Regions from separate parts of the Homo sapiens genome. Here region 2 is linked to region 1. A link is an interaction called in ENCODE POLR2A ChIA-PET data of the cell type or tissue named here. Cell type or tissue: GM12878. All regions are shown on one strand. Each heading gives the region's core, and the rest is flanking DNA. Links, peaks and the distances in the headings are about the cores only.

Evidence for each region. Peaks named below come from ENCODE experiments on the same cell type or tissue, not always from the same donor. Only the 100,000 strongest peaks of a DNase experiment are listed, where the experiment ranks them.
Region 2: POLR2A ChIA-PET joins it to region 1 with 5 read pairs; 1 of 35 experiments calls an interaction of 5 or more read pairs at or near these places.

Annotation. Positions count from the first base shown.
Region 1 is chr3:132,621,083-132,633,223 of GRCh38, forward strand. It overlaps ACAD11 (acyl-CoA dehydrogenase family member 11), which reads right to left. Exons shown (of 20, transcript NM_032169.5): 6 at 10,259-10,397; 7 at 9,355-9,476; 8 at 7,258-7,364; 9 at 5,609-5,735. It overlaps NPHP3-ACAD11 (NPHP3-ACAD11 readthrough (NMD candidate)), which reads right to left. Exons shown (of 45, transcript NR_037804.1): 31 at 10,259-10,397; 32 at 9,355-9,476; 33 at 7,258-7,364; 34 at 5,609-5,735; 35 at 50-210. Among named protein-coding and RNA genes, the nearest start is that of ACKR4, 30 kb to the left of the region's middle. RefSeq lists a silencer at 4,628-4,677 and enhancers at 5,593-6,094, 6,095-6,594, 8,832-10,031. In GM12878, for the core only: no CTCF peak of the experiment used is centred there; a DNase peak (open chromatin) is centred at 4,709; H3K27ac peaks cover 790 bases.
Region 2 is chr3:133,130,521-133,142,661 of GRCh38, forward strand. All of the region lies in intron 2 of TMEM108 (transmembrane protein 108), which reads left to right. Among named protein-coding and RNA genes, the nearest start is that of TMEM108, 98 kb to the left of the region's middle. In GM12878, for the core only: no CTCF peak of the experiment used is centred there; a DNase peak (open chromatin) is centred at 7,661; H3K27ac peaks cover 506 bases.

The DNA of each region.
Region 1 (12,141 bases), core at 3,682-6,181:
AGTCCCAGACATAAAGAATAAAGAGAGAGGCAATATTTGGAAAAATTACTCTTAAAAGTTTTCGGAACTGATAAGACAGCAATCCTCAAATTCGGAAAGCCAATGAAGCCAGAGCATAGTAAAACTACAGAACATTAAAGAGAAAGAAAAGCTCTTAGAAAGAGGAGGTTGCCTCCTTAGCGCAGTAGGGCAGTGCATCAGTCTCATAATCTGAAAAAGAGAAAGAAGAGGGGAAAAAAGAAAGATTACTGATAATTAAACAACAGTTAAGATTGAGAGCTGACTTCTCAAAGCAACAAATGAAGCCAGAAATCACTGGGATAATAGCTTCAATTGCTGAGAGAAAATAACTGTCATTGTAAAATTCTATATGCAATGAAACTATCTTTCACGAACTAGGGCAAAATAAAGGTATTAACAATAAGTAAAGTCATTGCCACCTCTCCCCAGCAAGAAAAAAGGAAAACAACAACAAAAAAGATAAACAAAGGAAAGGGAAAAGTTTACTCGCACATTCACACTAAAGGAACTTGACCTAGAAGAAACATCTGAGTTGCAAGAAGGAATAGTAAATAAATAAAATGATAAATAGGTAGGTAAACTTAAAATTTGAAACTATAATCCCAGCATTTTGGGAGGCCAAGGTGGGCAGATTACTTGAGGTCAGAAATTTGACACTAGCCTGGCCTACCTGTCTTTACCAAATGAAACATAATGAAACCCTGTCTTTACCAAAATACACAAAAATTAGCTGAGTGTGGTGGCACATGGCTATAGTCCCAGCTACTCAGGAGGCTGAGGCGGGAGAATCACTTGAACCCAGGAAGCAGAGGTTGCAGTGAGCCGAGATTGCCCCACCCCACTGCAGCCTGGGTGACAGAATGAGACTCTGTCTCAAAAAAAAAAAAAAAAAAGCCACATAAAACAATAACAATCACTAATTTGTACAACTAAAAGAATATAGAACAAAAATATTGGAGTATAACAGCATTTTCCAATATTTTGCTATTATAGTATCTCTGTATGTTTCTACACTTAGGCTAGTGGTATTACTTACAAACATTGTCAAAACTCTTAACCCATATTATCAAATTATTTTCCAAATCATTCTATCAATTTACACTCATATAACAATGTACTAAAATGTTCCTTTCATTGAAGCATGGCTAGTCTAGAGTATTGCAGTATTTAATGAAAACCTCAAGAAGGCAAAGGTCTGCTCTTTCAAAGGCACCAGGATGAACAGCCCTTCTCATTTCTGTCAGGAAGTCCGTTAAATTGGAAGATTTCCTGTTTGGGGTTGTTTATTATTTCCATCCCTCATATTGCCTTGGAAATATTCAATGCTACTGTGTTTGATAAGAAATATATTATGCAGTACATTTCTCATTTTCTAATCTCTGACCACCTTTTCTCATCTCTGACCACAGTTTGAAGAAATTAAATTATGCCAGTGTTTATATAATTTTAAAATTTGTATTATTTAATACTTTGAGTTCTAAATTTTATCCATTTAGATATCTGCAAAGTTTATTTGTGGCACGGTAGGACTCAAAATTAAATAAAATTCCTCATTATAAAGAACCCTTCTTTGGTTCTTAAAGTAAGAAAAGTAATTTATTAGTTAATAGCCAAAAGCAGAAACTATGCTTGGTGCCTGGTCAATCTTCCCAAAATATCACCTGTAGCATACTGCGTCCTCACTCACTGACAGAGATACTAATTTTGAGTATGTTGGTTGGTTCAGCATCTTAAATCTGAGCCTACAAATAATTTTGCAAAATGTTTTTCATTTTAAACTGAAGTCTACTAGAAAGAAGCAACAGTTCATCCTTAGTATATTAGACTCAGCAGGAAAGTATGATTAATGTTACCATTATGTTAAAAGTGTGTTCTCACTGTGTTATGTTGCTAGTTCCTGTTTTACATGCTATTTTTAGGATTTCTTACCCATTTTAAATTGGCTTAAACTGGCTTTTAATATTTTCCAATTGGAAGAATTGGCTTTTAATATTTTCATAGATAAGGGTTATGCTCTCACTTTATAATATTCAAGGAGTTTCAAAAGGTCATTAGAATAGTTTAAATGAAGCTTATGTTTTCTCACTATAGAAAATTTGAAAATATCTAAAAATATAAAGAAAAAGTCATGAAGCGTCTCAGTGGTTAAAGACAAGTGCTGTTAAAGTATTGTATTATATGATACAACCTATTTTCTAGAAATGACTGTTTTGGTTTTTGTAAGCTTAGTTATAATAATGTTGGATAGAATCTTATATAGATTTTTCCCTCTTTGATTTTGAAAAAGCTATTTACTTTTCTCCAAATATAATCTCCAAATAACATCCTCTAACATGTTACACAGAGATTTGTATTGTTCACTATCATTCTACAGGATAAAACGTTTTTATAGATGTTGGTACAGTACGATTTTTTTTTTCAATTTTTTTAAAAGAAGAAAAAGCTCACATTATCAGATATGGTTATGTCTCAGATTTAAAGGATCTTCAAAGACAAATGATTGTGGCTTTTCTGGTCACACAAAACATTGGCAATCTTCCCTTTAAAGCTATAGGCTGCTTTTTTATTTATCTTAAAGCACTTCTTTTTATTGCAAATTTTTTGTACATATTTCAATAGCTGCATGACACAAAGTTCAGCAGAGTATCACAACCCAACCTGTGACACCTCTTCTGTGCTGCAGTTTCTCTTATATGCTTATTCACATTTACCAATGAAAGAACAAGCCTGCCTGGTTTCCTCTGCCAATTCTGGCCTCTCCTCTGAATGATGGGCTGATTGCAAGTACTAGCATGCTATCAGATAGGCTTCATTTTAGAGAAAGTAGGTAGGAATCAGGCAGTAATCAGGGAGGACAGACAACCTGGGATTTCTGCCCAATCCCCACCACCCCCCACCACCCTCCCCCACCCCCGAAAAAAGAAAAGTTGTTCAGGTGCAGGTGCTCACACCTGTAATCCCAGCGCTCTGGGAGGCTGAGGTGGGAGGATTGCTTGAAGCCAGTAGTTCTGGGCAACAGAGTGAGACCAGGTCTCTACAAAAAAATGTAAAATTTAGCCCGGTATGGTGGCATATTCCTGTAATCCCAGCTACTCAGGAGGCTGAGTTGGGTGGTTTGCTTGAGCCCTGGAGTTTGAGGCTGCAGTGAGATAGCATCACATCACACACTCTAGCTTGGAGACACAGCAAGACCCTGTCTCTTGAAGGAAAAAAAAAAAAAAGGCCGGGCGTGGTGGCTCACACCTGTAATCCCAGCACTTTGGGAGGCTGAGGTGCGCGGATCACGAGGTCAGGAGTTCGAGACCAGCCTGGCCAATATGGTGAAACTCCATCCCTACTAAAAATACAAAAATTAGCCAGGCTTGGTGGCAGGCACCTGTAGTCCCAGCTACTTGGGAGGCTGAGGCAGAAGAATCGCTTGAACCCAGGAGGCGGAGGTTGCAGTGGGCCGAGATGGTGCCACTGCACTCCAGCCTGGGCAACAGAGCAAGACTCCATTAAAAAAAAAAAGCCAAAACATGGAGGACCCTCCTCTAGGGCACTAAATCTCATGTTGAAGCCCTGGCTTCTTTGAAACAGATCATTTGCTTTTTTGTCGTTGTTGAGACAGGGTCTCACTGTTGCCCAGGCTGGAGTGCAGTGGCGCAATCTCGGCTCCCTGCAACCTCTGCCTCCCAGGTTCAAGCAATCCTCCCACCTCAGCCTCCCGAGTAGCTGGGACTATAGGTGTGCAGCACGCCGGGCTAATTTTTGTATTTTTAGTAGAGATTGGGTTTATGCCATGTTGCCCAGGCTGGTCTCAAACTCCTGGGCTCAAGCCATCCACCAACCTCGCCCTCCCACAGTGCCGGGATTACAGGCTTGAGCCAGCACACTGGTCCATTTGCATTTTTTGGAGTGCTGTTGCAGCCTTCTGCCTGGGGGCAAACACCATTGCTATAACAGGTTATAAGAGACCAACCGAAGCAGTCGTCCACCTGCAGGTAATTCTTAAATCAAACATCTTGATTTCTTTTCCTCTTCTCATTTTTGCTTTCTATATAAGCCAATCACAGTGGACTCCACTGTGGGAAAATGGTTACCACTTGTGCTACAGACTTCTTTCAAACTTCTTCTGAGATATGGCTTCTATTGTTAGATTATTCTAGGGGCTAATCCATTCTGCTTTCCAAATCTAATTTCCATTCTCTTTTCAAAACCTTAATTCCTCTGATATGTCCCTCTTCTGTTTTCAAGCTTATACCAATTTATTCCATTTTATAAAAAAACTTATTATTTATTAAATTGGATTTTATTTGAGGGAGGGGAGGACAATGTTGAATTCACACTGCTATCTTAACCTAAAAGTGTTGCATTCCCTTTTTAATACTCAAGAGTTCACAGTTTTAAAAATCAGAATTGAACAAACACTAACTAGATCAGAAAATATTCAAGATACTTCAGTCACTAAACACATGTGAGAGGTGACTATTTTAGAAAGAATTTCCTCACTTTAAGTAGTATTTTTTAAAGAAATTATACCCTATTCTGTGAGCAAAGTTAATCTCAAGCCAGATATTTACTAAAAATATAATAATTATTTATATAATTCAAGCAACAGCACAAACTGTCCTACAAACACATATCAGCTCTGAACATTTCTGTTAAAAGGATTTTGGTCTCTTTCAGTTCCCTATTTGATTTTACCAGGCTAGCTGTAGACCTCTCAGAATCATAGATGATTAAAATGAGAATGTGTTATATATTTAGTCATACCTACTCACATTGTAGAGGAAAAAACTGAGGCCACGCAAGACCATCTAACACAAGGCCACCAAACTTGTGACAGGGATAGACTAGAATAAAGCCATTAGCATTTCTACACCAGTGTTCTACCCACATATAAACAGCCTGCCCCAACTCCCTTACATATTTTTGTAAAAGCTTTTATCTTTTCTTCACAACATTTATCATCTCTTATTTAGTGTCTTCCTTTCCTGCTAAAGTCTAAGCTTCACATGAGCATAAGCCCTGTATGTCTTATTATCTATTTACATTCTGTAGCTTTCCAGGTGCCTAAGCATCATCAAGTACCCAATAATTATTTGGTAACTGAATGAATGAATGTTCCATATTGCCTCTCTACTCTCAGTGAACTTATTGAAACTTAATGCCTTAAAATAGTAGCTTATAGGAAGAGGGGTGGTAGTATCTGTGAACAGCTTGAAATGATATGTAAAATTCTCTAGGTGTGTCCATCTTGTATAGTCTACACTTCTCATTAAATTCTCAAAGGGGTCCATATTTACAAAAAAAAAAAAGCTGAAACTTACTGCCTTAGGACAAGGCCCCCAAAGTAGTGTTTTACTCTAACATAGTTAGGCTCCCAATGTTAAAACTACTAATTCTCTTTGGCTTAATTTTAATGCCACAGACTTATCTGTGCATTCCCTTTGTTCTATCGTGGCTTAGTTCTAAGGTGAGAAGAAGAATCTAGGTAAGGATTGACTAAAGAAAATGACACCATGCTTCTCCTATAAGCAGAAATAACAAAAGTATTCATTGATAGTCCTTTAGCAGAAATACATTCTGCTTATATAATACTCACCTTTTCAGCTGGAAGAATGTGTTGTTTCATGAAATGCTTCACCTTAATAAGAACTTCCTGACCTTTCCGAGTCTGTACAAACAACTGTCCAGTAGTATCAATCTGTGGTAGTACAGTACTGAAAGTTCTTTGCCAAAAGAAAAAAGGAAAAAAAGGTTACAAAGATGTCCAAAGATCATTATTACATATTTCTAATATAATGTGAAGTTTCCTCAGCTACCCAAAAAACATCCCCCAGAAGGAGTAGCTGTATTTTATATTTTAAAAAAGTCTTCCATATTATGGACTGAATGCAGAATCACTTCCATTTTAAACATTTAACTTTAATGCTTAAAGCACTATTTGGGGAAAACATATAGGCCTGGCATCACCTCAAGCAATGTTAGTGATAGATGCAGGAGGCACAGGGTCTTGTCTGGACATGCCCACAATGGACTGGGGGCCTGCCTGCACACTGGGGGAATGGGGTGGAGCCACCGGGAATTCGCGCCTTATGCAAGGGGAGGAGCCTGGCCTCTTTAGCTCAAGTGTGGTAGCCTGGTATTCAATGTGTGAGGTGGGCGCCTGTTGGCAGGACCCCCCCTTTCTTTGCTGAGAGCTTTCTTTTCGCTTAATAAATCGGCCCTCCTCATCCTTTAATGTGTCTGTGTGCCTAATTTTTCCTGTGAGACGAGAACCTGGATTTTAGCTGAACTAAGGAGCAAAAAATCCCGCTTCATTAGTTTTGAATCTTTATTGAAGTCACCCGTCAGAATCTCCAGAAGAAAAAGCAAAGAAGTTGAATTGAACACAAATAATCATTATTCTTACTATTAATATATGCCTCACAAATATAGCTGCTGAATATTAGATCTGTAGAACAGAAAACCAAACACTGCATGCTCTCACTCGTAAGCGGGAGTTGAACAAACCACCATGGCACATACATACCTATGTAACAAACCTGCAGGCTCTGCACATTTATCCCGGAACTTAAAATAAATTAAAATAAAATAAAGAAGACCTGTAAAGGTCATTATGAAGCACAACAGAATCAATTGTTATGGTGTAGAGAGAACAAATACCCATCTATAAGATAAATTGGAAAAAAGCAATTGTCCTAACATTATGCCATGGGTACTTGTGGGTTAAGCAGAATTTCTGGGACAGCATCACACATGCATCTGGTAAGCAATGGGAATGAAACTGGCAAAGTGTGTTCGATGCCTGAAAAAGTGCTCTGCTGATGAAGACATGGGTTTCAAAGATGCTTATGAAATGTCTGAATATAACTTCATGAAATGTAACAGTGGAAAAGAACAATATTTCTAAATTAATAAATCATCTTATATAATGCATTTTTAAAATTAGATATATGTAAGTGACTTAAATATTAGAAAGAAACACTTGAGAGTTTTATCTATATCCTTAAACATTTACACAATCAAGTGGCACAAAAATACTTTTAAACCTAAATACGGAGATTTTCTTTATATTTTAGGTCAATTTGTTTTTAGGCATAGAAGAGATTTACCAAAAATCTATTGTGATTGGCAGCAGCAATCCTGGTGTATGCAATAAAAATAATCCCTACTCCCCTAAAGTGTATAACCTTCACATACCCAATAAAGGCTCTAATTTGAGTTAGCCAAGGAATCTGTTTTCCTTACCGTTTGGAGAGTTGTAGTCCAGTTTCTGCCAGAGGTTGCACAATATTGGCAAATAAAAAGCTATCCTCAGATGAATTATTTCCCAGAAGATATCTGCTATATACTCCCTATAAATAAACATAGAACAATTAAAATTCATTGAAAACCGTCCTTCAACAATCCAATCAATCTTTCCAGTTTCTCAGTTATATGTGACATTATACTCACAGGGTATGAAGACGTAAAACAGACTATCGACGATATTAATGTACATGCAGGGGTAATTACACCCTTCTAAAGAGTCATACTCATATCATACAGTTCACATACTCTCATCCTAACATAATTCTAATTTATAATCAAATCAAACTTGCAAATGATCTCAGCAGTTACCAAAGATACCAAGTCTGCAAGTTATTTCACCTCTAAAGATCACTACCCTCCTTCATAATGGGGGAAAATCTAAAGAAACAAAAATAAGATTTAAAAAACTATAAAATCAAAAGGAAGACAATGAGACGATCTCTAAGAACATTTTATCTCATTTTTGGGTCCCTAATGCAGGTAAAACTGTCTCTTTCAAACAGTGTTAGTTGAATGCTAATCAGTGTTTCTTTGATAATTCTCCATTTCTGTACTTTCAACATAATAAACTCCTTCCTCTTCCCTAAAAACAAACATCACTGTGTCTTCTTTATATAATTCCTTATATAATAAAACACTGTAATAAATAAAACACTGTAATAGTTCTTCCATCATATTCAATTTTATATTTCCAATTAGATTGGAATGTTTATGACCATCTCCAAAGCTACTACATGTACAGTATATATAGTTTATGTTGTACATTATTTTTTTGAGATGGAGCCTCACTCTGTCGCCCAGGCTGGAGTGCAGTGGCATGATCTCAGCTCAGTGCAACCTCCACCTCCCAGGTTCAAGCAATTCTCCTGCCTCAGCCTCCTGAGTAGCTGGGACTACAGGCCCACATGCCGCCACACCTGGCTAATTTTTTATTTTTAGTAGATACGGGGTTTCACCATGTTGGCCAGGCTGGTCTCGAACTCCTGACCTCAGGTGATCCACCCACCTCGGCCTCCCAAAGTGCTGGGATTACAGGCGTGAGCCACCGTGCCTGGCCTATGTTGTACATTTTAATGTCAATCATAATCCATGTCAAACTTTTATTGGAAATGAAAAGCCATTTCAAATTTAAAGCCTATTTGGTATCTTATTTGTGGAAACTGTCAAACACAGAGACATACCCATTTTGAGAAACCCATTCTTTTAACATGATTAACTCAGGGTACAAGATGAGATGTAACACAACTATTTCAGTTGTTCATGGATAGCATGAACTCTGAGGACAGAAAATAAATTATCATAATTTTCCTTAATCCTTCTTTTCCCATTATTTTTCACTTCTAAACTTATTTACCTGTTTTTCTTCTAAACCCTAGCCCCTTGCTATTGATGAAGCATCTCAATTTCTTAAATCTCCAAGATTCAAAGTGCCTGAAAACTGGATTAGTATAAAGAAGAAGCCATTTGTTTAGATTACAATGTAATTAGAAAAAAACCCTAAATTTATGCTCTATTATCTTTCAAAATTAATCACACAAATATGACGATGAAAATAAAAAAATCTTACTCATCTACTTACTCAAAAACATTTTAAGAGGTTACTGTATACTAGATACTGTGCTAGCCTCTGGGAAGTATAAAGATAATTCTTCCCTCATCATCAACCCTAACTAATAAATGGTTTCATAGTCTGAGGCAGAGATCATCAAAAGATTTTAGCTTTTTCTCACACTGGATATTCAGGAAATGACTAATCCTTACTAATCCTTTTTAACATTATGTCATTCTTCCTCCATCCATCTTGTAAGTTTATTATACAAAAAACTGATAATACATTTTGCTACTCAAATTTTTTCCTTGCCAAATTCCTATTCTGTAAATTCTGGATTTATATTTTACCTATGTCTGATACCTGTCATTATGATAAGCCAAATGATCTAAGGATAAAGAATATAAAACCCGGAAGACTGGAAAACATTGTCAACAGTACACTGGTAAATAATGGCGAAACACACGTTTAAAACAATTAATTACCTGTGCTATTCCAGCCATCTTAAAATATGAAAGGGCAAGAAAGAAATTCCAGTTAGGAAGAATAGAATTAATTCCCCTGCAGCGGCAATATATTGAAATCAGTTCTTCCATTGATGGTATCCCTATAAAAACAGCATGTAATATAAACTTTAATTAAAATGTCGTGGTGAATATTTCAAAATGTTATGAGACTGAGACGCATATGTAAAACGGAATGTAATAACCATTAGCCCTTACAACAAAACATGTTCTAAATCTTGATTTCCAAAAGATTATTATATACAAAGGATTATATTTGGTCGTAAATTACTAAAAGTGGCATGCTAAGTTCAGAAAATTTAACGAAGAAAATGAAATAGGCCAGTCACGATGGCTCATGCCTATAATCCTAGCACTTTGCGGGGGCCGAGGATCACTTGACAGCAGGAGCTTAAAACTAGCCTGGGTAACATAGTGAGACACCATCTCTACAAAAAATAAAAAAATTAGCTGGGCATGGTGGTGTGTGCCTGTAGTCCTAGCTACTCAGAAGGCTGAAGTGGGAGAATCACTTGAGCCCAGGAGTTCAAGGTTTCAGTGAGCTATGATTGTGGCACTGTACTCCAGCCCGGGTGACAGAGCAAGACCTTGCATCTAAAAAACACCAACATGGCCCATGTATACATGTGTAAAAAACGTGCACGTTGTGCACATGTACCCTAAAACTTAAAGTATAATAAAAATAAATTAAAAAAAAGAATTATCTTCAACAAAAAAATAAAATAAAAATAAAAATCATAATAAAATAGAAATGTTTAAGAAACAAAAACTATTATCTAAAATTGCAAGATTTATATTTTAATTATGAAAGTAATAAAGACAGTTTTATATTAATAGCAATTTAGACAACATTATGTTTTTATACCTGAGTTTTCACTATAAGAACCTTGATTTATCATTGGAACTGTCCTTGGCCAAAAGTAGAACAGGGAAAAATGAGCTAAGTCTGACAAAGGATGACCAATGGTTGACAGCTCCCAATCCAGCACTGCTATAACTCGACACTGTAATTAAAAATAAAGAGGTCTGTAACACATTAAAACTTAAAACAAGTATAATAAAGAAATAAATAACATTGAACACATTCAAAATCATGTTTTCCATCAAAAGTCAATTTCAGGTCTTTACCCACAGTGGCATATCTCATTTATAAAATAGCCAATTAGCCTTGATTATATAGAGCTAAGTCCTCTGGTTCCATCGCTGGCCATCAGTCCTTCTCATTTTACTTTACACAGCCTTAATATCTCTGCTAATGAGCAGATGCAAAAGCAGTTAAAACTTCTCAACTGGAAGTAATTGTGATAAAAAGGAATTATAGTGAATTACTTATATTTTAATAATCCATGTTATGCATCATTAAACATTTACTTTAGTAATTAATCTAACTGTATAACAAATGTACTACTCCATCCATGGTACTTTTAAAAGTTATTTCATGTTGTAGATACAAAGCATAATTGTTATAAAAGATACTGTTAGTTTTATAAATATAAAATCCACCATTATATAGCAACATAAAACAATCATGTAATGTGGAACCAATAAAACAGAAAGCTTCCCTCATTCTACCTTGTAACAGTATGTATCAAGGGAATATATATATATGTATTTTTTTTTTTTTTTGAGACGGAGTCTCGCTCTGTCTCCCAGGCTGGAGTGCAGTGGCGCGATCTCTGCTCACTGCAAGCTCCGCCTCCCGGGTTCACACCATTCTCCTGCCTCAGCCTCCCGAATAGCTGGGACTACAGGTGCTCGCCACCACGCCCGGCTAATTTTTTTTGTATTTTTACTAGAGACAGGGTTTCACCATGTTCGCCAGGATGGTCTCGACCTCCTGACCTCATGATCCGCCCGCCTTGGCCGCCCAAAGGGAATATATATCTTCATATTAAGAATACAGGACATTCTTTTGTTCATTTCTTATGTTCATTTGGCTGTACATATGGCCAAAAAATCAATTTGTAGAATAGTATATAGCGTATGATCCAATTTATGCTTAAAGAAAAAGATTATAGTTTGAAGTCAGGTAGCATGATGCCTCCAGCTTTGTTCTTTTGGCTTAGAATTGACTTGGCAATGCGGGCTCTTTCTTGGTTCCATATGAACTTTAAAGCAGTTTTTTCCAATTCTGTGAAGAAAGTCATTGGTAGCTTGATGGGGATGGCATTGAATCTATAAATTACCTTGGGCAGTATGGCCATTTTCACAATATTGATTCTTCCTATCCATGAGCATGGAATGTTCTTCCATTTGTTTGTGTCCTCTTTTATTTCATTGAGCAGTGGTTTGTAGTTCTCCTTGAAGAGATCCTTCACATCCCTTGTAAGTTGGATTCCTAGGTATTTTATTCTCTTTGAAGCAATTGTGAATGGGAGTTCACTCATGATTTGGCTCTCTGTCTGTTATTGGTATATATGAATGCTTGTGATTTTTGCACATTGATTTTGTATCCTGAGACTTTGCTGAAGTTGCTTATCAGCTTAAGGAGATTTTGGGCTGAGACGACAGCGTTTTCTAGATATACAGTCATGTCATCTGCAAACAGGGACAATTTGACTTCCTCTTTTCCTAATTGAATACCCTTTATTTCTTTCTCCTGCCTGATTGCCTGGCCAGAACTTCCAACACTATGTTGAATAGGAGTGGTGAGAGAGGGCATCCCTATCTTGTGCCAGTTTTCAAAGTGAATGCTTCCAGTTTTTGTCCATTCAGTATGATATTGGCTGTGGGTTTGTCATAGATAGC
Region 2 (12,141 bases), core at 6,414-8,913, 510 kb after region 1:
ACTTCTGTACCAGTTCACTGCTCAGCACATGACCCAAGAGAAAAAAAAGCAGGAACCTTTCATGATCTACCTTAGGAAATCAGACAGCATCACTCCACTATGTTCTATTAAACTGAAGCAGTTACAAAGGCCACTTAGGTTCCATGGGAGTAGAAATAGATTCCATCTCTTGATAGGGAAGTGAAAAGTTTCTCACAATCTTGCAGTGGCCACTATTGGAAGATATAGACTGCTACACAGATAAACGAGATTGCAGGTAATGTGCTGGTGCCCAAACCAGATGCATCTCTGGGCCTTTCTCTTCAGACCAAGGGAGCATATTGGCATTAAAATGGAATATAATCTATCCATTATAATTTAACTGACATAACTTATACTTTTCAAGAAAATTATCTGAAAATTTATGACACTCTATCTACTGTTAAAAAGAAATTACTTATGAAATACCAATGGATTAGGCTAATGTGGTAGATGGTTGAGTCTTTCCCTAAATTTTTCATCATTTTTGAGCTGGTGTCTGTTTAGTGTTCCTGAATTGTCATCAGGTTTCTGCTTTTCTACCTTGTGTGCAGAGGTAAACAGCTGAATATTTATGTAAACAGCTTTGTATAGAAACTTTTCCGTTTAAAACTAAAAAGGGAAGGCAATTGCACTTAAGATTGAATGTTTCCTGAAGGGGTTGTTTCAGCATTTTACAGCAGCTGCTGCCTCCTCTTTTGGAGATGAAATTATTATTCAAGACACATTTCTCAACGTTTACAAACTTAGTACACGCACACCTTATTTTATTATGCTTCACTTTATTGTGTTTTGCAATTTTTATAAATTGAAGGTTTATGGCAACCCTGCATTGGGCGAGTCTATCAACACCTATTTCCAACAGCATGTGTTTAATTCATGTCTCTGTGTCACATTTTGGTAATACAATATTTCAAACTTTTAAATTTTATTATATCTCGTATGGTGATCAGTGATCTTTGATGTTACTACTATAATTGTTTTAGGGCACTGTGAACCATGCCCATATAAGACAGCAAATTGATAAATGTTATGTGTGTTCTGACTATGCCACCAACCAACGGTTCTACTTCTGTCCCTCTCATTGGGCCTCCCTATTCCCTGAGACACAACAATATTAAATTCGACCAATTAATAACCCTAAAATGGCCTCTAAGTGTAGGAAGCCTTGTTGAAAGCCTAAAGGCCAAAACAAAAGCTAGGCCTCTTGCATCAGCGAGACAAGTTAGGAATGCAAAGCAAAAGTTCTTGAAGGAAATTAAAAGTCCTACTCCAGTTAACACACAAATGATAAGAAAGCAAAACAGCCTTACTGCTGATAGGGAGAAAGTTTTAGTGATTCAGATATATATAGAGAGAGTGAGAATATATAGAAGATAGATAGATAGATAATATATAGAGAGAAGATTAAATCAGTCACAACATTCCCTTAAGCCAAAGCCTAATCCAGAGTAAGGTACTAACTCTTTTCAACTCTCTGAAGGCTGAGAGAGGTGAAGAAGCTGCAGAAGAAAAATGGAAAGCTAGCAGAGGTTGGTTCATTAGGTAAGAGGAAAGAAGCCATCTCCATAACAGAAAAGTACCAAGTGACGCAGCAAGTGCTCATGGAGAAGCTGCAGCAAGTTATCTAGAAGATCTAGCTAAGATCATTAAACACTAAACAACAAATTTTCAATGTAGATGAAACAGGCTTCTGTTGGAAGAAGATGACATCTAGGACTTTCATAGCTAGAGAATAGAAGTCAATGCTTGGCTTCAGTGCTTCAGAGGGCAGGGTGACTCTCTTGTTAGGGGCTAATGCAGCTGATGACTTTAAGTTGAAGCCAATACTCATGTACCATTCTAAAAGTTCTAAGGTCCTTAAGAATGATGCTAAACTATTATTGCCTGTGCTTTATAAACGGAACAACATAGCCTGGATGACAACACATCTGTTTATAGCATGGTTTACTGAACGACTTAACCCCACTGTGGACACTCACTGCTCAGAAAAAGAAGATTCCTTTCAAAATATTATTGCTCATTGACAATACACATGGTCACCCAAAAGCTCTGAGGGGGATGTACAAGGAGATTCTTGTTTTCATGTCTGCTAATGCAACATTCATTCTGCAGCTCTTGGGTCAAGGAATAATTTCAACTTTCAAGTCTTATTATTTAAGAAATTCATTTCATAAGGCTATAATTGCCATAGATAGTGATTCTTCTGATGGATCTGAGCAAAGTAAATTGAAATCCTTCTGGAAAGGATTCAGCATTCTAGATGCCATTAAGAACATTCGTGATTTATGGGAAGAGGTCAAAATATCAACATTAACAGGAGATTGTAAGAAGTGGATTCCAATCCTCATGGATGACTTGGAAGAGTTTAAGACTTCAGTGGAGGAAGTCACTGCGGATGTAGTGGAAATAGCAGGAAAACTGGAATTAAAAGTAGAGGCTGAACATATGACTGAATTTCTGCAATCTCATGATAAAACTTGAAGGGATGAAGAGTTGCTGCTTATGGATGAGCAAAGAAAGTGGTTTCTTGAGATGGAGTCCACCCTGGTGAAGGTGCTGTGAACATTATTGAAATGACAACAAAGGATTTAAAATATTACATAAACTTAGTTGATGCAGCAGCAGCAGCAGGGTTTGAGAGTATTGACTCCAATTTTGAAAGAAGTTCTGTGGGTAAAATGTGGCAAACTTTATTGTTTAAGAAATTGCCACAGCCACCCCAAACTTCAGCCACCACCCTGATCAGTCAGCAGTCATCAACATTGAGGATCCTCTACCAGCAAAAAGATTACAACTCACTGAAGGCTCAGATGATCATTAGCATTTTTAGCAATAAATTATTTTTAATTAAGGTATGTACTTTTTTTAGACATGTTATTGCACACTTAATAGACTACAGTAATGTGAACATAACTTTTATAGGTACTGGGGAAACAGAAAATCTGTGTGACTCACTTTATTGTGATATTCACTTTATTATGGTAGTCTGAAACTGGACCTGCAACATCCCTGTGGTATGCCTGTAAGGAAGATCATATGCCATTTGTCTTTCTGTGCCTGGCCTATTCACTTAACATAATGCCCTCCATGTTCATGTTCATCCATGTTGTCACAAGTGGCAGAGTTTTCTTTTTTTTTCCTTTTTTTTTCTTTCTTTTTTTTTTTTTTAGACGGAGTCTCGCTGTATCACCCAGGATGGAGTGCAGTGGTGCAATCTTGGCTCACTGCAAACTCTGCCTCCCAGGTTCACGCCATTCTATCGCCCAGGATGGAGTGCAGTGGCGCGATCTCGGCTCACTGCAAACTCTGCCTCCCAGGTTCACGCCATTCTCCTGCCTCAGCCTCCCGAGTAGCTGGGACTATAGTCACCTGCCACTGCCCCTGGCTAATTTTTTGTATTTTTAGTAGAGACGGGGTTTCACCTTGTTAGCCAGGTGGTCTCGATCTCCTGACCTCGTGATCCACCCACCTCAGCCTCCCAAAGTGCTGGGATTACAGGCATGAGCCACCGCTCCCTGCCTCAGAGTTTTCTTTTTTAAAGCTGAATACTATTCTATATATATATACAGTATAGATTATATATATATGTATAAAATCTCACATTTGTGCATTCTAGTTATCTTTTAAAAATATATTTCTAATATTGCATTGTAAGGGAATGTTGGTATATCAGTCCTTTGCAATTTATTGAGGTTTTCTTTATAGCTTAGTCAGTTTTCAGAGTTAATATTTCACTAATTATTGTATTCAATATTCTATATATGTTCTATACATCTAAAAGTTAATTATGCTATTTAAATCTTTTTACTGACCTTTTTTTATCTGCTGAAGTTATCAATTACTAGGAGAGTTGTACTGCAGTTTCTCCCTCTGGTGATGGATTTGTCTATTTCTCTTAATTGCCATGTGTGATATAATAAGAAATATATATTTGGTCACTGCCCTCAGTTTCTGACACAGAGCTCCTAAAATGCTTGTAATTTCCTGAGTAATAGGGGTGCTTATTAACGCTATTTCTTTCCCCCTCTCTTCTTGCTGTCTCTTGTTTTTTTTTAAATTATTATTATTTTTATGATAAAAGATTGTTTTGTTTCAACAGCTTTAGGAGTACAAGTGGTATTTTTGGCTACATGGATGAGCTGTAGAGTGGTGAAGTCAGTCTGGATTTAGTGTAACTGTCACCTGAATAGTGTGCATTGTACTCAGCAGGTATTTTTTCATCCCTCACCCCCATCCCAACCTCCCCGCTTCTGAGTCTGTAGTATCCATTATACTACTCTGTCTGCCTTCGCATACCCATCTTGCTGTCTTTTGAATTGATAAGTCTTTCTTCCTCACTCCAAGTCCCCCCTACCTGTTTAGAGGTTGTTTGCTCTATGTCTGTCTGCTTCCTTAGTAGCTGCTCCTGCTATTTTAACAGGCATCCTTTAAAAAAAAAATCTCTATTTGAATATGCTCCAAAATTCAAAGACATATCTCTCTGGCTTTTCTATTTTTCCTCCACAAATTACACATTTTTCTTATAGTTTTAAACAATGTTTTTCTTTTCCCATCTGTTTATCAATATCTTCTCTCATTGTTACTTTCTTCCATTTCGAGGTTTTCATCTGCTATCGTTTTTTTTTTTTTCTTTCTTTCTGCAGTACGTACTTTAGAATTTCCTTTAGCGGGTCTTTCTCTCTTCTAATAGCAAACTCCGTAATAGACATCAGTGATAACAGAGATAAATAAGGCTCACTCCCATACAATATGTAATTGCAATGTAAACTAAGTACAAAATTAGAGGTTAGGACAAAGTGTTGAGAGCACAGAGAGGGGAGACTAACTCTAGAGAGTGAGGAGAGCGTCTCAGGAACAATAAGTGTACATTAAATTATGGAAGGCTATGAGTATATTCATGGAACATTCATCAGCTCAGTGGGCTGGAGCTTAGGCGCGGGTTGGTGCCAGATGGAGCTAGAGAGGTGAATTAGCTAGATGGTGGGCTGTGACGAGCCTTAAATGCCAAATTGAATGCAACAGGGAATTGGGGGAGGTTTTAGGCCGGGGACTGGCATGATTAGATGCATTATTTAGAGGTAAACTGTGTGACTGCATGGAGAGCCATGAGCTGCAATAGTCACCTGAGAGGAAGCTGAGTAACTAAAGCAAGGCAAAGCAAGGATAATGAAGAGAAGAAAAGAAATTTTAAAAGACATTCGTGCGGTAAAATCTTAACAGATTCAAAGTGTAGAGCACTGGAGGATGTACTCCAGGGACTCTAATTTGGAGGACCAGCAAGCTTGAAAGCACAGGAAGGAGTGCTCTTGTTTGGGAGTGGAGGGAGGGTGGCATTAGAGATGATGAGTTTAATGTGTAGCATAAAACGTTTTATGTGCTTCAGGACAAATGGTGCGTTGGTTTTAGAAGAATTAATATTTGAGATGTTAGGGGGGATATCTATGTGCTGAGAACTCTGCGACATTTTCTGATTATATTTGGCTGTTGTGGTCATTACTATTTTTCTTTTACTTTCTGAATTGGAATACAGATCTGGGTTTCAGGATGCAAAGTCTATTTTCTGCAATAAAGTGTAATTAAATAATAGTTGGGGTGCAGTTACATTTTAAGTCAGAAACTTGAAATGTAGTCCTGCCTTCACTGTGTTTTGCAAAATTATTGCTTCTGAGCACTGATTGCTCTTGACTGGTAGGACCTCTTGTTTTGTGTCTGTTTTTATCTTAGCACTGTTTTCAGGCTGACAAATGTAACCCAGATTGTCTAAGAGCATCTGTCAAGACAGGAGAGAAGGAAGACAGGGCAAGAGAAGAGGGGAGGGAAAAACATACTTCATTTAATTAGAAAAGTATTTGCAGGGCTTATGCTTCCTACCTGCTCTTTTTAGCTAGCAAGATCAGATTCTCCCCTGGAGATTGCTTCCTGGCCTGTAAGCCCAGACTAGGGCTTTCTTTTTGATGTGTGAGTCATCACAGTATTTCTGTGACTTATTATTTACTCACATGTAATAATTGCAGTGGGCACTACTGAGAATTGAGAGGAGCTTCTTCCCACCAGGGTGTGAAGTAGTTTTGACAGCAGGTGTGGTGTGTCAGCCTGAAACCTGAACAGGGCATCACCTTTTACCTGGTGCCATCACAGAGTGCTCCAGATTTGGGTAGGAAGAGGATCCCGTCACATCCAGGCATCTCTTGGCAGAGGAAAGGGAGCTGGTCAGGGAGTTTTGAAAACAAAAATTGTACTATAAAATGTTTTATTTGGGGAGCTGTGCTCTGGCAGCATCCTGATCTGAAATAATTCCTAGCCTTTTGTGTGGTTGGTGGTGGCTGATCCATGGAATCCTGCTGTGTCGCTCAGCTGCTGTTAAAATATTGGATCAAAGAAATGACTCAGGAGGAAAAGTGTCAAGTAAAAGTTAATCATTTCATCCTTGCTGAAAGATAGAATTTGAGTTGTTAAATTGCAGAATTAGTCCTGGAGTTTTTGTAGTTGTTGTTGTTGTTAGAAATTAGTTATGATAAGAAGTTGTATTCCTACATCTGCATAGAGACGGTGTTTATCACTAGCACCTGTCTCTGGTTGGCATCAGTAAGGCAGAAAGTGAGAAGTGGTGACATATGTGAACGCATGAACAATGCTAGGCATTGTACCTAAATTATCTCATTTAATCTATTGTGCAATAAAGGAAACTCAGAGATGCTCAGAGACTAAAGACGCCATCCGAAGTCACTGAGCAGGCACATGGCAACTACCGTTCAAACCCAGTGTAATTGTTGGCAAAATCTATACCACGCTGCCGTCAGTCATCTTTCAGTATGTTTTTCTAATTTGAAAGAGCAGATGAGGTTTCCATGATGAATTAGTTTCACCCAGGTGTTATCCCTTGATCGAAACACCATCCTGTCACGCCTGCCCCAGATTCCCAGCCTTCTATCCCCAGATGCTGTCTTCAAGTAACAAAGGAAGGAAAACATCTGAAGGGGCTCACTCCACGGTGCAGCAGCCAGCCCTACTTCATTCTTTGCTTTGAACTGTTTCTTGACTGCCTGTTAGACCATTTGTCAGATATGTTTTTAAACTATTACAGTTTCTGGCTATCCTTGTCACAAGGATAGATTACACAAGGTTCTCAGCAGCAAAGATGTCAGCTGTACAAATACAAGGATTTGGTCCTTGTTTTTCCTAGTGGTTTAAAATTGACTAAAGGCTACGGATGGGCCAAATGGGACAGCCAAGGATGGGACAGCTTGAGCTGTCAGGAAAGGAACATATAAAGGTTGTCTTGGGAGCAGGTCTCCTTGGTGCCCATCCAAAGTGGCTTCCTGCATTCTACAAAGCTTAGGGGAAAACAGCATTTAATTTACATGGAGTGTTCTGTCGTCTCCAAGAGAACTTAAAATCACTTGCTTGAACAAGCAGAATTTACAATAAGAGGGCTTGAGAACATGAATGGATAGCCTTTTGTTATGGAAACAAGTTGTGTTATACAGATTAAAATGTTAATAGTTTTGGATGGCAATTGGAACTGGAGCTTATATCTATTCATGGTTGTTTTCCCTGGGACTTGTAGATACCCAGCCAAAAGAGTAGAGTATTTTTAGCCAGGTTGTCACCCACAAAGAAAATAAAATGAAGATCTAGAACTAGGAATCCGGAGTTGAGAAAAAGAGGAACAGAAAGTGGGAGGATTGGTTACAAGCAATGACCATTTACAGAACAGGTGTGACTCATTCTCCAAGGTAGAGTTTATCACCTTACCCCACAAGGAATGACTTTCTGGAGAACCCATATTAGTCTCTTCCTTTATAAGACTTCACAGGAGAAAAAGGAGTGAAAAGGAAGAGAGACTATCAAACTTATCCAACCCAGGGCCTGTGGGCTGCATGCGGCGGCCCAGGACAGCTTTGAATGTGGCCCAACACAAATCCATAAACTTTCTTAAAACATTATGAGATTTTTTTGTGTGTGATTTTTTTTTTCTAAGCTCATCAGCTATTGTTAGTGTATTTTATGTGTGGCCCAAGATAATTTGTCTTCTTCGAGTGTGGCCCAGGGAAGTCAAAAGATTGGACATCCCTGCCAAAGGTTGAGGAAGTTCATGTATAACCGTGTATTCAGATAAGTTCTAACTTACCTGACCAATTTTTGTTTGTTAATTTTATGCCACCTTTTTGCAGTTAAGTGGATTTTGGCATAGTTGCAGGGGCCATTTGTACTAACCTCTGTTGATTTTTTTTTTTAATACTTTAAGTTCTGGGGTACATGTGTAGAATGTGCAGGTTTGTTACATAGGTATACACATGCCATGGTGGTTTGTGGCACCCATCAACCCGTGTTCATCTACATTAGATATTTGTCCTAATGCTCTCCCTCCCCTAGCTCCCCACCCCCCAACAGGCCCCTGTGTGTGATGTTCCCCTCCCTGTGTCCAAATGTTCTCATTGTTCAACTCCTACTTATGAGTGAGAACATGCAGTGTTTGGTTTTCTGTTCCTGTGTTAGTTTGCTGAGAATGATGGTTTCCAGCTTCATGTCCCTGCAAAGGACATGAACTCATCCTTTTTAATGGCTGCATAGTATTCCATGGTGTATATGTGCCACATTTTCTTTATCCAGTCTATCATTGATGGACATTTGGGTTGGTCTCAAGTCTTTGCTGTTGTGAATAGTGCTGCAATAAACATACATGTGCATGTGTCTTTATAGTAGAATGATTTATAATCCTTTGGATATATACCCAGTAATGGGATTGCTGGGTCAATCTATCTATCTGACAAAGGGATAATATCCAGAATCTACAAAGAACTTAAACAAATTTGCAAGAAAAAAACAACCTCTGTTGATTTTCTACTAACTTTTTAGAAACTCTTGTTCTTAAAGTGTTCAGAGGCCTTGTGTTTCTCATCTGTGTAATAAAGGAAGTGATATAGATGACCCATAGTGTATGATTTGTAACTCCAGAAAATAGTTATAAGTGAATTCAGTTATCATTTGATGTACTAGACACCCAATGACTAGGGGAAAATCAGCAAAGGATAGGTAGTTCTCTAGAGCCCTGTCTGGTCTTTCCTGTGTACGCACAGCTTTAAGCATTTGCCCAGCCTTGTATACCTTTAGAGATAAGGGGATCTTTAAAAGGCTGTCTTTAGTTCTTTCCTTCCCTGGATTTTCTTATTAAATTTCTGGCTGCTCTGCCATTTTGTGTTTGCTCGTTCCAACCAGTATCAAAACCTAGGCTAGCCTTGATGTTAGGCTGTCCTGATTGCTTGCCACTGTGACATCTCTTATTTCTGATAGTACCCTGGGCACTGTTTTCCATGCCCTGTTCCAAATATAGTCAGCCCCCTCCAGCAGGGCAGTGAGCTGCCAGCCCACATAGTCTTCCTCATCTGCTGAGGCTGGGGTAGGACTTTCAGGTAATGGAGCCTAAGGTGTGAGGGGGAAGAGGATAGGAGCAGTCTCTGGGGAAGATGTCACAGATTCCACTGTTGTTACTAAGATTCAGTAGGTGTTCTTTATAAATCCTTTTCAATTTGTTATATGCCATTGATCAGTTTTTAGAATCTTAATTTGGTTGTTTTTGACAACTGTGCCCACTTTTATCATTGCCCTTTGGGGAAAAGATTTGCCGAGCTCCTCATTAAGCCATTCCAGAAATCCCACCTCTTTTTCATATAATTTATAAGTTTTCTTTAAAACTTATTTTACAATTCTGACTTCAGATTAGTGCATAGACATTATAGTTGTAAACATCTTGAGTCTCTTCTATTATCTCCTACGAGCCCTGCAGGTGCAATTTACCATGACTTGGCCCTAAACCATATTGATTTAATGAACACAGTCAGCTATGTATATTCCTTGATGATCTGTTGGTAATTTGAAAGATCATATCAACAGACATTATCCTGAATGGTAGAGTTGTGAAGAATTGTGTCCTGTGAATTTTGCAATTCAGAGGACAGATTGATTAGAAAGAAGATATTCTGCTGGATAATATTTTACTTCAATAAATCTGGCAAATTTATAAGATCTTTTTTTGAGAAAAAGTCTAGGCAGGATACAGTTGTGGTAAAGAGTCTTTTAAAACCATCCTCACAAAACAGAAATTAAGTACCAAATTGGTTGCCGTGATCTCAAAGTAGTCATTTATTCCCTTCTATTTTCTGTACTCCATAAGAAGTCTTAAGCCTTAATCACATTTGAGTGATAGAAACATATCACAGTACCAGAAGACAGAAAATTAAAATGAAGTCTGGCTCTAAGAATGGGATAGAAACTAGTCATAATTCTAATCAAAAGTTATTTTATTTTCTAATTTTTAATAATTATATATTGTGATTTAAAAAATTTTAAAATATGTGCACATGCCCCTCTCCTTCAAATTTTATGTGTGCCAAGCATGGGCTCCATTTTGGCAGTGAAATGGCTGTGCATGCCACAGTAGACTAGGGGAGAGGTACTGACTATAGAGGTTCACTCCAAAAGGATCCGGCCTACCAAATCATAGTAATGTTGCTCATATCTTTTGTGAATCTAAATTATTAAAATAAAGGTTAAAATCATACCATTTAAGGGGTAAAGTTAATACTCAGGAGATCTTGAGGCCAAATAGTCTCATTTCTTTTGGGCACAGATCTCTCTAATGGTTAGGTTGTTTCCAGAGCTATGGTGCCAGCAGGGCCATTGTGGTTGAAGCAGGCCCACAGCTGATGCCTTGGATACTGAGAGCAAGGTTCATTTCCAGGTCAGTGAAGCTTGCTGAGAGCCAGAGATAAAGGATGAGGACCTGAACTATAGGGCTGTACTAGAACTCATTTAGGAACATAGACATAAACCTCATTCACAGGGATGGGGCAAGTGTGGCAGGACTGGCAAAAGAAAACTGCAAGGAGATAAGCAGGTGGTATGCAGGAGTCCACTTCAGTCACCTTAGATATACCTGGGCAAGAGCAGAAAAAGTAACCTCAGACGCTACCTGTCCATGGGATGGGCTGTATTAATATTCAGATAAGTAAGGTGGGATGAGCCTGCTGGTAAAAGGCTTTCAGAGCATGTAACTGGATGAAGTGTAAGCCAGGGACTGACCTGTGTGGTCTACCCTTTGCCAAGGAGATGTCATTGTCTCTATTCATAATGACAATTGAACAGTCCCTGCTGCTGGCACAAATACCACAAGGCCCAAACAATATAAAACAAAATATATCCACTTTTATCTTCATGGTTATCATTATTGCTATTAATAAAAAGAAAGGACCTTGGGTTAGTGGACATGACCCTGGAATGGAAGTTGAAACTTAGTGCTTGGCCCATTAAGACATTACAGAAAAAAATCATGTAATTGGAATGAATCTCATTTTCCCACTGTCCTTGGTATTATTGGACAGGATTTCTCAACCCTAATACAATGAACATTTTGGACCAGACAATTCTTTGTTATGGGGAGAAGAGGGGCAGGCTGTCTTGTGTGTTGAGTATTTAGGAAGGTCTCTAGTCTCAACCCACCAGATCTCAGTAGCACTCCCCTTCCCCATCATGACAACCAAAAATGTCTCCAGACATTGTCATATATATTCTGGGGGGCAAAATTGTCCCCAGTTAAGAACGGCTGCTGAAAAGATACAAAATAAGCTTGTGTAAGATATGACTTTGTCCTTAAGGAATTCACAAACCTGTTAGGTGAACACACCTAATATAATATAATCCATGTACATGGATAATGTGGTAAAAGTTAAATTTGGAACAGTGAATTTCTCAACTTACACATAAAAAGAGTTAAAAGCAGAATATGAGACTAGCTACGGACAGGAAGGGTGCTGAGGAGCCAGGGATAGAAACAGCATTTGAGGATGGACAGCATTCAGCATATTTAGGGGAGATGAGGAGAGCAGCTCAGCTGGAGGAACAAGAGCAAGTATGTTTGTCAAGGTCCGTGAGAACATTACCTGCTCAGGGTGGATGTGTGTGCTGGGAAGTAGAGGCAGGAGGCTGCACCAGGCTGCTGCTATCCTGGAGCACGGTTTCACACTCCACACTCCACATGTCCCTGCTCCCTAAAACATCACATCCCAGGCATAAAGTTCGTTCTAGAAATCAGGCCTTACAAGTATTAGTGATTCTACTTTT